Regions from separate parts of the Homo sapiens genome. Here all the other regions are linked to region 3. A link is a contact called in ENCODE Hi-C or POLR2A ChIA-PET data. All regions are on one chromosome and are shown on one strand. The core of a region is the stretch at or near the end of the contact, and the rest is flanking DNA. Distances in the headings are between cores, read along the strand shown. Region 1 overlaps KCNJ6-AS1 (KCNJ6 antisense RNA 1). Region 2 holds the start of RIPPLY3 (ripply transcriptional repressor 3). Region 3 holds the start of VPS26C (VPS26 endosomal protein sorting factor C). Region 4 overlaps KCNJ6 (potassium inwardly rectifying channel subfamily J member 6).

Region 1 (2,700 bases), core at 39-2,538, 270 kb before region 3:
GCAGGCATCATGCCAAACCCTTCTCAAGTGCTACCTCCTCTGAAGCTGCCCACCCTGTTCCTCTTCGGATCCTGCCAATCCTTGAATCATGCCCCTACCACATTAAAAGAAGTATCCATGCATGGTGGCCCCTGTCAGACTGCCTCTGATAGAACTGCTCCTTGTTTCACAGTCCCCTTCCTAGGCAGTGGGCTGTGTCTCAACCGGTCTGTCCTTCCTCCAATCCAGTTGTCTCTTCCTGCACCTACACCGTACTGATCAGACTGCAGTGGCTTCAAAGAATATTCCAACATCTGGTGAAGCAAGTCGCCCCACCCCTAATTGCTCTTCTTCCTTGTGCTTTTCTCGCTATTCTCAGGCATTGATTTTCCTATATTATTTTAACCAATCGAAAATGCTACGAGTAGATCAGTGGTTGCCTAGGAATGGGACAGAGAGAAAGATGGACCAGAAATGGGAACAGGGAGTTTTTGGGGAGATGAAATTGACATTCTGATAGTGGTGTGATGACATAAGGGTATACATACATCAAAACTGATCAAGTTTTCATGAACACAAAGGGGAACAACAGACACTGGGACCTACCCGAGAGTGGAGGAGGGAGAGGAGCAGAAAACATAACTATTGGGCATTGGGCTTAATACCTGGGTGCCAAAATAATCTGTACATCAAACGCCCATGACATGAGTTTACCTATATAACAAACCTGCACACGTACCCCTGAACCTACAAATATAAGTTTTAAAAAACGGGTCAAATTTTACATTTAAAATAGGTCCTTTAATATCCTTGAGCTGTTTTTGAGAGTCTACACTAAGAGTGCCACTAGTCCCCCTAACAATTTGGCAAGTGAGTAGGTAGTTAGAATGAAACCAAGAATCTTTATTTTCCCTCTCAAAAAAAATGAAACGAACACTTCACCCATATTATTAATTCAGTTCACTTGGTATCAGTGCCTCTCAGTCCTGCGGGCTGGTCGCTTCTCCCTGGATTGCTTCCTGGGCATTCCAGCAGTGAGTCCCCCCATGAGCGGCCTCCATGGCACAGCCCCAGCCCTGGGTGGCTTCCAGCCAGTGCCAGCAGGAGAAACACCCACGGATGGATTTACCTGGGCACATACCCTAGTGACTGCACAGCACAGCACTGACCATGGGACACCTGCCAATCACCCTCCCACGAGCAGTGCTGGAGAGCCTGCAGCCAGACAGGTTCCCCCCCAGGGACTTCTGCAGCACTGCCCGAGGCAGCCAGCAGGGAGCTCTGAGACGTGGCACCTCCCCGGGGGCCAATTCCCACAGCAGAGGGTGGGTTTCAGTCACGTCTTGCTGGGGAAGCACCTCAGCAAGCTCCTCTGTCGTCCAGTGAGTCACGATCACACCCTCTCCCATGAATGAGTCATGACGGCAGCCCTCTCCACGAGGTCTGGGTCTTAGCAGAGGGGTGCGGGTAGGAGTGGCCCTTCGTTGGGTGCTCAGGATCAGTTCCAGGTGTAGTGACTGCTGGGTGCATTGGTGATTCCTACATTGTTTAGCCAGTTCTCTTATCAGCTAATTCCCCCAACTCCAGTTAATTATATATACTTGTATACGTGTGTGTGTGTATATATATGTGTGTGTGTGAATAAAAGCAAGGGTAAGCAGGAAAACCCCGAAGAGAAACGTGATGAAATGAGGTGCACCTGCCTGCTAAGTATTGAAACGGCCCAGAAGCCTCTGTAACTGAAGCCAGGTAGGAGTGGCATGTGCAGAGGTTTACAAACCAACACAGCACATTAGAAGGTTCAGAAGAAGACCCAAGTAATCACGACAGTTATCATATGATAAGTGATCAATGTGAATCTTTAACTAAGATGGGGGAAAGATGAACTTTTTAATAAGTGGTGTTGGAACAACCAGCCAGCCATTTGGGAAAATATAAAATTGAATCCATGCCTCACAATATATAATAATAGGATAAATTCCAAATGGATCAAAGATTTACGTGAAAAATATGAAACCATTAAAAACATTAGACTGGGGAAGACTTTTCTTTTCTTTTTTGAGATGGAGTTTCACTCTTGTTGCCAAGGCTGGAGTGCAGTGGTGCAATCTCGGCTTACTACAACCTCCACCTCCCGGGTTCAAGCGATTCTCCCACCTCAGCCTCCCAAGTAGCTGGGATTACAGGTGCCCGCCACCAAGCCTGGCTAATTTTTGTATTTTTAGTAGAGACAGGGTTTCACCATGTTGGCCAGGCTGGTCTCGAACTCCTGACCTCAGGTGATCCAGCCACCTTGGCCTCCTAAAGTGCTGGGGAACATTTTTCTTTTACCCAAAATACAGAGAGCAAACTGTTCTAGATCTAAGGAGAGGTAAGAAACGAACTAAACACAACACGTGGACCCTAATTGAATCCTGGTTTGAACAAACTGGCAGTAAAATATTTTGGGGACAATGGGAACACTGAATACGGATCAAGTGTTTGACACCAGTAAGGAATGATTTTAATTCTCTTTAAGGTGTGATAATGGTATTAATGGATAAGCAAGACAATGTCATTTTTTAGAGATGCAGACTGAAGTAATTTGGAAATACCACGTTTCAGCAAAAAACAATTGTTAAATCTAAGCGAAGTTGGTATATTATTACAGGAACTCAAAAAGTCTTCAAATACTCTTAGTTTGGGAAGCATGTTGCCTTTTCCTTCTCATCACAGTCAGAA
Region 2 (2,700 bases), core at 63-2,562, 260 kb after region 3:
GCTGTGGATAAATTACTGTCATTTGTGTTTTTTCTCTCCTGCTACGTCCCCAGTTCTCTGTCTCCAGTTAAGCTTTGAGAAGGGAGGTCCCGAATCTCACACAATTATCAGGGAACCCATTAGTTGAGAGATTTCTCTCCCTGCAAATCCTGGCTGAATTGTTCAATTCGGGGTTCCCCAACTATAGCTGTCTACTTTGTCCCCGGTTAATTTCAATCACACCACCTTGGTCACGGAAGGAGATTGATTCTACAGAGATGATTTTACAGAGTTGTAGGATGAAAAACAAACAAACAAAAAAAGGGGGCTGGGCGCGGTGGCTCACACCTGTAATCCCAGCACTTTGGGAGGCTGAGGTTACTGGATCACTCGAGGTCAGGAGTTCGAGACCAGCCTGGCCAACATGGCGAAACCCAGTCTCTACTAAAAATACAAAAATTAGCCGGGCGTGGTGGCAGGCGCGTGTAATCCCTGCTACTCAGGAGGCTGAGGCAGGAAAATCGCTTGAACCCGGGAGGCGGAGGTTCCCGTGAGCCGAGATCACGCCATTGCACTCCAGCCTGGGCGACACAGTGAGACCCTGTCTCAAAAAAAAAAAAAAAAAAAAAAAAAAGAGGGAATCTTTCTCCTGCCTGGCTACCTGGCCCATCCGGCCTACCCGGTCCCTTCCCTACCTCCCTGGCTAATTTGATTTCCTACAACGTTACTGTCTTTAAAAGGGTTGGTGCCCAGGGACAGCGAACGCCGAGCCCCCAATCCAGGGACAACAGAAACGGCTACCGAGAAAGTAGCAAGGTGAGAGATTGCCTTTGCAAGGCTGGCTTAGGAGCCCGAGACTGCAGTGTCCCCGGCTGGCTAACTGAGATCTCCTCTACACGGAAGCGTCGGCCCCTTTCCTGGCCAGCTACATCCTGGGCCTCCGCACTTCAGAGCTGTGCGTTGGAACCGGAGAACTGAGCGCCCCTCCCGGGAACCCGGCTGCCGGCTCAGGAGCTTGCTTGGCGTCGCCGTCGAGCTCCGGAGCTCCGCTGGGGATCGGGGGTTCAGCAGCGCCCCAGCCTCCCGCTCGCTGCGCTCCCCGCACCGCCACCGCGCACGCCTCTCAGCGCGTCCACCGGGGCGCGGGGCCACCCTCACCTCTCCGGCCCGCGCGGTGGCGGAGGCCTCCAGGGAGCGTCCCCGGGGCAGTGACAGCCGCGCCCCCGCGCCTTCCGGGCTCCGGCCGCCGCTTCGGGCTCCATGGTGCCGGCGGAGCCCGCGCCCCTTGCTGCGGCGCCGGCCTACGAGCGCGCCTAGATCCACTCGGGCTAACGCGCTCACCTACCCGCGCGCCAGGTTTAAAAACGGGGGCGGGGCGGCGCGGGCAAGCGCTGGGAGGGGGCAGGACCCGAGGAGCTCCGTGAGGGGTGCGGAGGGGGCCGCAGGGTACGAAGGAAAAGCCCGGGTCGGAGGAGCGGAGGGGACCAGAGAAGTTCCGGGAGGGGACCAGGGAGCCGGGGATGGGGAGGAGACGAGAAAAGCTCAAGGAGGTGGCGCCGGGTGTCAAGGAGGGGGGTCCGGCAGGCCCGGGCAAGGGTGGGGACGGGACAAAGAAAAGTCGGGGAGGGGGCACCAGAGAAGGGGTGACCAGAGGATGGAGGTACCAGGGATTGGGGCCACGAGCTCGGGCTGGAGACAGCGGGAAGTGACCCAGGAACCCGGGAGAGGAAAGCGAGGCCCGCGGGCTAGGGGCGTTTCCGTCGGGCGCACTCCCTCGGGGACTGGGGGGACCTGCGCTCACCTGCTGGGCTTCCCCTGCCGGATGTGGGATGTGAGGAGTCCCGGCTTCTCCGTCCCTCTGTGGTCCCCGCGGCCTCGGGCTTTGGTCCTGTGCGAGCATCGGATTCCCTGGGTTTCCGGAGAATCTCGCTTCCACCGCCTTAGAGCGGCAGCGGGTCTTCGGGGACATCTACCGAATCCTCGGGTCCGCGTGCACCGGCCTTGCCTTCGGTGCTGGACAGTGGGCTCCCGGACGCCCCGACGCCAGGGCTCGAACCCGTGGCGAAGCGGGTGGGGTGGGGCGCGGCGACCCTTCCAGGAGACAGAAGGCCAGGAATGGAACCGAGCAAGAGGGGTGCTACGAGCGCACCCTTCCCACCGATGGCGGCCTTGGAAAGAATGCGAATTTTTAATAAAGCCTGGAGCGGCGGGCTTCTCCTTCGGTTAGCCCCAGCCAGGCTTAGAAAGGGCCTCCCGACCAGCAGAAGCGACCTTGCCCGACCCTGGGGACACTTCCCCGGGCGTCGCTGGAGCGCCGCTGCCACCATCACCAGCGCACGGCCAGGGTGGGAGAAAGCGGTTTCACACGTAGAGCACTGCGACAGAACACCGAAGGCGCTGGAGGGCCTTCAACTACCCCGGGCTCCTCAGGGGTAGTTACTTTATATAATTTAAGTTACTGTGATGGATGTTAAAAAATCGAAGAACTAGGCCAGGCGCGGTGGTTCTCACCTGTAATCCCAGCACTTTGGGAGACCGAGGCAGGTGGATGGATCACTTGAAGTCAGGAGTTCGAGATCAGTCTGGCCAATATGGTGAAACCCGTCTCTACTAAAAATAAAAAAATTAGCCGGGCGTGGTGGCAGGCTCCTGTAATCCCAGCTACTTGGGAGGCTGAGGCAGGAGAATGGCTTGAATCTGGGAGGCGGAGGTTGCAGTGAG
Region 3 (2,700 bases), core at 124-2,623:
TGAATATTTGAAAATACCATTTATTAACCTTCAAATGCAATTGTAGCTGCAGCACCATCACTGCTGGCCTGTAAAACATTTTATATTCTTAAGAGGGAGGCATTCGTGATACTAATTCTTTTTACAGATAGTTTCTGATGTTATCCCAAAAGCAATGCACTTTAAAAAATAATGATCAGAATCAAAGAATTTAAACAAAAAGCAAAGAATTTAAACAAAAAGCACTTTTCACCGCATTATTTAATTAAATCATTTGTCAAAATGAAATTTGACCTTCTGCTTATTGGCAAAATCCTCATTTATAACATTTACAAGAGATTTTAACTCAATAAACGAAGTACGTTAACAGTGCACTGCCCTGCCCTGCAGTAACGCCCCCCACCCCCACAAACTGTATCTGGGGTCAGCTGTTGCTGGGAATAAAAATAATAGGCAGATTCACTCCAGCTTTCAGTCTTTCATTTGCAACCAATCTCCAAGCCCCAGAGCCTGGGGGCCGTGCCTTTCCACCCTTCACGCGGGGCGCACGGATCTGAATATTTAACACCCGGTTCCAGGACACGCGCCTGGGGAACACCCACAATCCCTCGCGGCCCGCGGAGCCCGGCTGGCGGGTGACCCAGCGCCCGCGGCTCCGAGAGGAGCGAGGTCACCCGGCGCTTCCCGAGACCTTGGCCCTAGGCCCAGCTGGCGCTGGGACGCGAGGCAACCGAGCCGCCGGCCAATCAGCGCTTTGCAGGACTAGCACGCAGGGGCCGCACCCCTGAGGGTGACCGGAACCGCTCCCGCGGGAAGGGCAGGGTGCGGCGCCTGGCCGCAGACAGACAAGGGGGCGCCGGCTCTTCAGAACCCCAGGGAGAAAGCGGTGGAGGGCTAGAGTTGAGGAGACTAAGGACATTTGAGGAGGGCAGGCATTACCAAGTTAAAACCTCCTGAAAGACAACTCCATTGGGCGACCGTCTGCGCCGCACAGCCTGACGGGAGCGTCATCCTTCCTGCGCAGGCTGCAACCGACAGACAGGCTCGGCTCCGCCTCCAGCCGCGGGGCACGCGGGGAGAGCCGTTCCTCCCTCCCTCCGCTAACCCGGACAGCAAAGGAGCATTTCCGGCGTAAGACTGTCCCTACGGAAGGGGTGGGGCTAGCTTGGCCCCGTCTTTCACGCCCAGAGGGGGCGGGGTGAACCGTGACAGCGCTTCGGCCCGCACTAAGGCCGGCTCTTGTGCCGGAAGGAGGAAGGCGTGGGCATTCGCCCCTCGGAGCTAGGGAGTGTGTGCGACGCCGCTGCGAGGTCACGTGAGCCACTGCCGGCAGAGAGGGAAAGGGGCGGGGCCCAGAACGAAGCGGGGAGGCGCCCCTTGTTTCCCTGGGGTCACGCGCAGCCGGAAGTGGCGGCTGCTGCGGAGAATTGGAGATGGGGACCGCCCTGGACATCAAGATTAAAAGAGCGAATAAAGTTTATCACGCCGGGGTAAGTGGGGGCTGGGGGTGGGGATGGAGGTGGGGTTGGGCGGGTCTGCAGGTTCCGCTGTCTCCATCGCTCTGCGCACGTCCCGCGTCCCTAGGCGGGGCAGGGCTGTCCCGCCAGGTGCGTCTCCGCCAAGGTGGGTGCGTTCCCGCCAGGTGCGTCCCCGCCAGGTGCTTCCCGCGCGAGGCTGGCTGCCCTGCGAGGAGGCCCCAGGGCAGGCGCCGCCGCCGCATCTGCGGGACGTGCAGGGCAGGCGCCCAGCTCCGGGGCTGCGCTCTTCCCATCTGGCCCCTTGAACACCCGGCGGTGTTGGGTTCTCAGGCTTGAGCTCCCTCAGTGAGCGCTGAGGGCGGAGGAGTTGACGACCAAACTCCCCTTTCCCTCTCTCCTAAGGTGACCGCAAAGGTCTAATGAACGAAAGCTAAAACAAACCTTGGAAGCAGAAATGGGTATGTCTGGCGGCAGCATATATTAGATGGTAGTCACTTTTAACAACATACTAACATACTACGAAAGTTACTGCTTTTTCTGGTTTTATTCTTCGACTGACACAAAGGAATGGCTATTAAAATGCAAGTATAAAAAAGTAAAATCTTGACTATGCCATTAACAGGTTTTGTGACATTGGCCAGTCATTTAACCTCCTTGGGCCTCAGTGTCCTTATTTGCAAATGAGGGTGTTGTAAGGTTCCTCTAACTCGGGGAATCTCAACCCTTACTCTACATCAGAATCAGTCATCCTGGAGAATTTTAAAATATGATTGCTTGGGTTCCACTCCCAGCGATACCGGTGATATATGTGCAGCTAGGGTTGAAATCACAGCCCCAACACTCTTTGGAATAAAATTGATCGCAGTGGTTGGTCATATTAATGCAAAGTAATCTCAAAAGGGACAGAATTTCAGACAAAGGTCTTGGATGGATGCTAAAACTTTTGGGCAAAAGACAACTAGGGAAGCCTGCTCTTATTTACACAAGCTCAAATGGTCATCCCCTTGATGGTTAATTACAAAGGGAAAAATCTGGCCCGCGCGGTGGCTCACGCTTGTATTACCAGCACTTTGGGAGGCCGAGGCGGGCGGATCACCTGAGGTCAGGAGTTCGAGACCAGCCTGGCCAACATGGTGAAACCTGGTCTCTACTAAAAATACAAAAATTAACCGGGCGTGGTGGCGGACGCCTCTAATCCAAGCTACCAGGGAGGCTGAGGCAGAAAAATCGCTGGAACCCGGGA
Region 4 (2,700 bases), core at 175-2,674, 360 kb before region 3:
GATCAGTATTCTAAGGTTAAACCACCCTTGCATTCCTTGGAATAAACCCAACTTGATCATGGTGTCTTTTTTTCTAAACTGTTAGATTTGGTTTGCTAATATTTCTTCTAGGATTCTTGTAGCTACACAAGTGAATAATATGGGCTTGTGTTCTCCCTTTTTTTCTCTCTTTCTTGTACTATATTTATGACTTTATTATCAAGATTATTTGCCTTATAGAATGAGTTAGGAAATGATTCTTCTATTTCCTAGGAGAGTTTATGTAAAATTATCATGATTTCTTCCTAGAATATTTCATTGAACTCATCTTTAAGATTGTCTGGGCTTTGTAATTTCTTTATGGCAAGTTTTTAATCACTGGCTCAATTTCATAATTGGTTATAAGGTATCTCTGCTTTTTATTTTTACTTAAATAAGTATTGGTAATTTATATGATTTAGAAAATTGTCCATTTCGTCTATATTTTTAAGTTATTATAATCTCCTTTTGTGTTTTCAGTCTCTGCTGTTTCTAAAGTTATGTATACCTTTGAGTTCCCAATGCCATTTATTTTTGCCTTCTACACCTTTTACTTGGCCAGTCTGATCAGAGATTTGTCTATTTTACTAGACTTTTCAAAAAACAACTTTTGCCTTTATTGATTCTCACTGTGGTTGACTTGTTTTATATTTTATTAATTTATACAATGATCTTTGTTGCCTATTTCCCGTGAATTAATTCTGTTGTTCATTTCCTAATGTCTTCAGTTGAATATTCTAAACATTAATGTTCAGACTTTCTTGTTTTCTAATATATGCATTTAGGCATATAAATTTTTCTTACTTTCTATATGCCCTTTAATTTTTATATTTAGAATTTCAATATCACTCAGTCCTAAGTACTATCAAATTTCCATTATGGTTTCTTCTTTGACATTTAGAAGTGTGGTCATATATTCCAAAACGAGGTAATTTTTAAGTTCATCTTTTCTTATTGTTTTCCGTCCTGTGCATGCAAAGCTCACGATTATATCAATTCATACACAGAATCTGGAAATCCTCTTCTCCAGTTCTCTCCTCTGTGAGATCCACCCCTCCCCCCGGTCGGCCCCCACTTTCAGCTCCCGGGCCTCCTTTTCTGATACTTCTTTCTCTAAAGCCAAGACTTGCTCAGCATTTGAGCCACCTGGGCTGCTGCATTGTTTTACACAATCGGGGCCACTCTTAGGGTAAAGCAGTCAGAGGAAAGAGGAAAATGCAGCCACAAACTCTGGTCCCTGGAATTCCCCTTTCCCAATACTCGGTCCAAAAAGACAGGCTCTCTCTCAGTTTTTGGCACCTGTGTCACCGCTGCACTGCAGAGCAGCTGAGGACAAAGGCTGCACTCAGGGCTGGTGGGGAAGTCCTCACACTCAATTAACGGGGATTCCCACTCCCGTCTCTGACTCACAGCAGCACCTTTTCCTGGTCCTCCGGTTAGAAAGGCAGGGTTTCTCTCTGAGATTTTCTTGCCAGCACTTGTTCTGCATTGGGGCCCCAGTTCTACACTGGGGCCACTCTCAGGTTAAAGCCAGAAAATAAAAGAGGAAGGCAGAAAAATTTATCCTCAGACGATTCATTCCTCAAGTTTTGACTCCCTTCTCCAATCGTCCTGCTATTGTGAACTTTCTAGAGTCTTCAGGTGGTTTCATTTTGTACATTGTCCAGAGGCCTCAACTATACTTGGTGGGAAGGAATAGGCGTGTTATTCCCTCTTCACCAGCCCCAGAAGGCTCATCTCTTGCTTTTATTGAACTCAGGTTTAATTCAAATTATGAATTTTGTACTTTTCCAGCATTGTATTATATTTTAGCTGAGGGTCCTTCATCTGCAGACAGACATGACGCTGGAAGCAGTAATCTCCCACTTTCTTTTCTAATGACTCACAAGCAATCTTTTTATTTAACATTAATAATACATTTCAGACATGGCCAATGAACGATATTAAGCTGTTTCTGTATGGTTCTCTAAGTCTACTCTTTTCACTTAACCATAAGTACTTGCTGGGAACCTCCAATGTTGAAGCACTGTGCTAAATGCTAAGGAATATGGAAATAAGACCAATAGATCCTCAGGGCATTCACAATTCAGCAAGGAAAACAGACACATATAACTGCTGTAAAACACTCTGATAAGTGCTGTGATAGGTCACTGAAGTGTTATGGTGGCCTGGAACTCGATAGTTCCAGCAAGAGACTGGTTGGTCACAATGTGCTTTGGAAAGGAGACCACACATTAGTTAGCTCTTGAAAGATGAGCAGCATTTTACTATGGGAAGGGCATTCAAGATAAAGGAGAGGACAAGCACTGTCACAAAAATAGAAATGCAAATGGCAACTACCATTAACAACAATGCATTATATACCCAAAAATTGCTAAGAGTAGATTTTAAATGTTCTCACAACAAAAAAATAAGTGTGTGAGGTAATGGCTATGTTAATTAGCTAGACTTAGCCTTTTCACAACATACACGTATATCAAAATATCATGTACACCATCAATATGTATAATTTTTACTTGTCAAATACATAAAACGAAAGGTAAGACATTTTGTAATTTTCCAGCATTGTGTTATATCTTAGCTAAGGGTCCTTCATATGCAGACTGACATGATGATGGAAGCAGAAATCTCCCACTTTCTTTTCTAATGACTCACAAGCCATCTTTTTATTTAATAATAAAT

What was found. A loop is a pair of places that touch in the nucleus more often than their neighbours do. ChIA-PET counts read pairs that join two places held with the same protein, here RNA polymerase II (POLR2A). Pooled maps may share reads with other maps.
Region 1: a pooled map shows a loop between it and region 3 (3-fold over the local background). The contact joins the enhancer-like site here to the promoter of VPS26C in region 3. A Hi-C loop is called at or near these places in 1 of 168 maps with a recorded cell type or tissue (sigmoid colon) and 4 of 50 pooled maps. POLR2A ChIA-PET finds 5 or more read pairs at or near these places in 4 of 52 experiments (BJ, PC-9, activated B cell and 1 more).
Region 2: a loop to region 3 is called in a pooled map, with 7 times the contacts of the local background. The contact joins the promoter of RIPPLY3 here to the promoter of VPS26C in region 3. A Hi-C loop is called at or near these places in 1 of 168 maps with a recorded cell type or tissue (prostate gland), 7 of 37 single-sample maps with no recorded cell type and 9 of 50 pooled maps. POLR2A ChIA-PET finds 5 or more read pairs at or near these places in 2 of 52 experiments (WTC11 and activated B cell).
Region 4: a loop to region 3 is called in a pooled map, with 2.6 times the contacts of the local background. The contact joins the enhancer-like site here to the promoter of VPS26C in region 3. A Hi-C loop is called at or near these places in 4 of 37 single-sample maps with no recorded cell type and 6 of 50 pooled maps.

Annotation. Positions count from the first base shown.
Region 1 is chr21:37,532,024-37,534,723 of GRCh38, reverse strand. The region is part of intron 1 of KCNJ6-AS1 (KCNJ6 antisense RNA 1); the gene reads right to left. Among named protein-coding and RNA genes, the nearest start is that of KCNJ6-AS1, 15 kb to the right of the region's middle. RefSeq lists enhancers at 1,276-1,325, 1,436-1,665. Within about 2 kb of position 1,288, at least 3 of the 41 ENCODE cell types and tissues checked have a DNase peak (open chromatin) inside an H3K27ac peak, as active enhancers do; they include PC-9, where a contact is called at or near this core.
Region 2 is chr21:37,005,314-37,008,013 of GRCh38, reverse strand. It overlaps RIPPLY3 (ripply transcriptional repressor 3), which reads right to left and starts at 1,312. Exons shown (of 4, transcript NM_018962.3): 1 at 1,138-1,312. The coding sequence starts at 1,241. RefSeq lists a silencer at 1,138-1,247 and an enhancer at 1,471-1,971.
Region 3 is chr21:37,266,007-37,268,706 of GRCh38, reverse strand. VPS26C (VPS26 endosomal protein sorting factor C) reads left to right here and starts at 1,373. Exons shown (of 8, transcript NM_006052.2): 1 at 1,373-1,469. The coding sequence starts at 1,413. RefSeq lists silencers at 568-727, 1,468-1,777 and an enhancer at 1,268-1,327.
Region 4 is chr21:37,630,500-37,633,199 of GRCh38, reverse strand. The region is part of intron 3 of KCNJ6 (potassium inwardly rectifying channel subfamily J member 6); the gene reads left to right. All of the region lies in intron 1 of KCNJ6-AS1 (KCNJ6 antisense RNA 1), which reads right to left. Among named protein-coding and RNA genes, the nearest start is that of KCNJ6-AS1, 110 kb to the right of the region's middle. Within about 2 kb of position 1,424, at least 3 of the 41 ENCODE cell types and tissues checked have a DNase peak (open chromatin) inside an H3K27ac peak, as active enhancers do.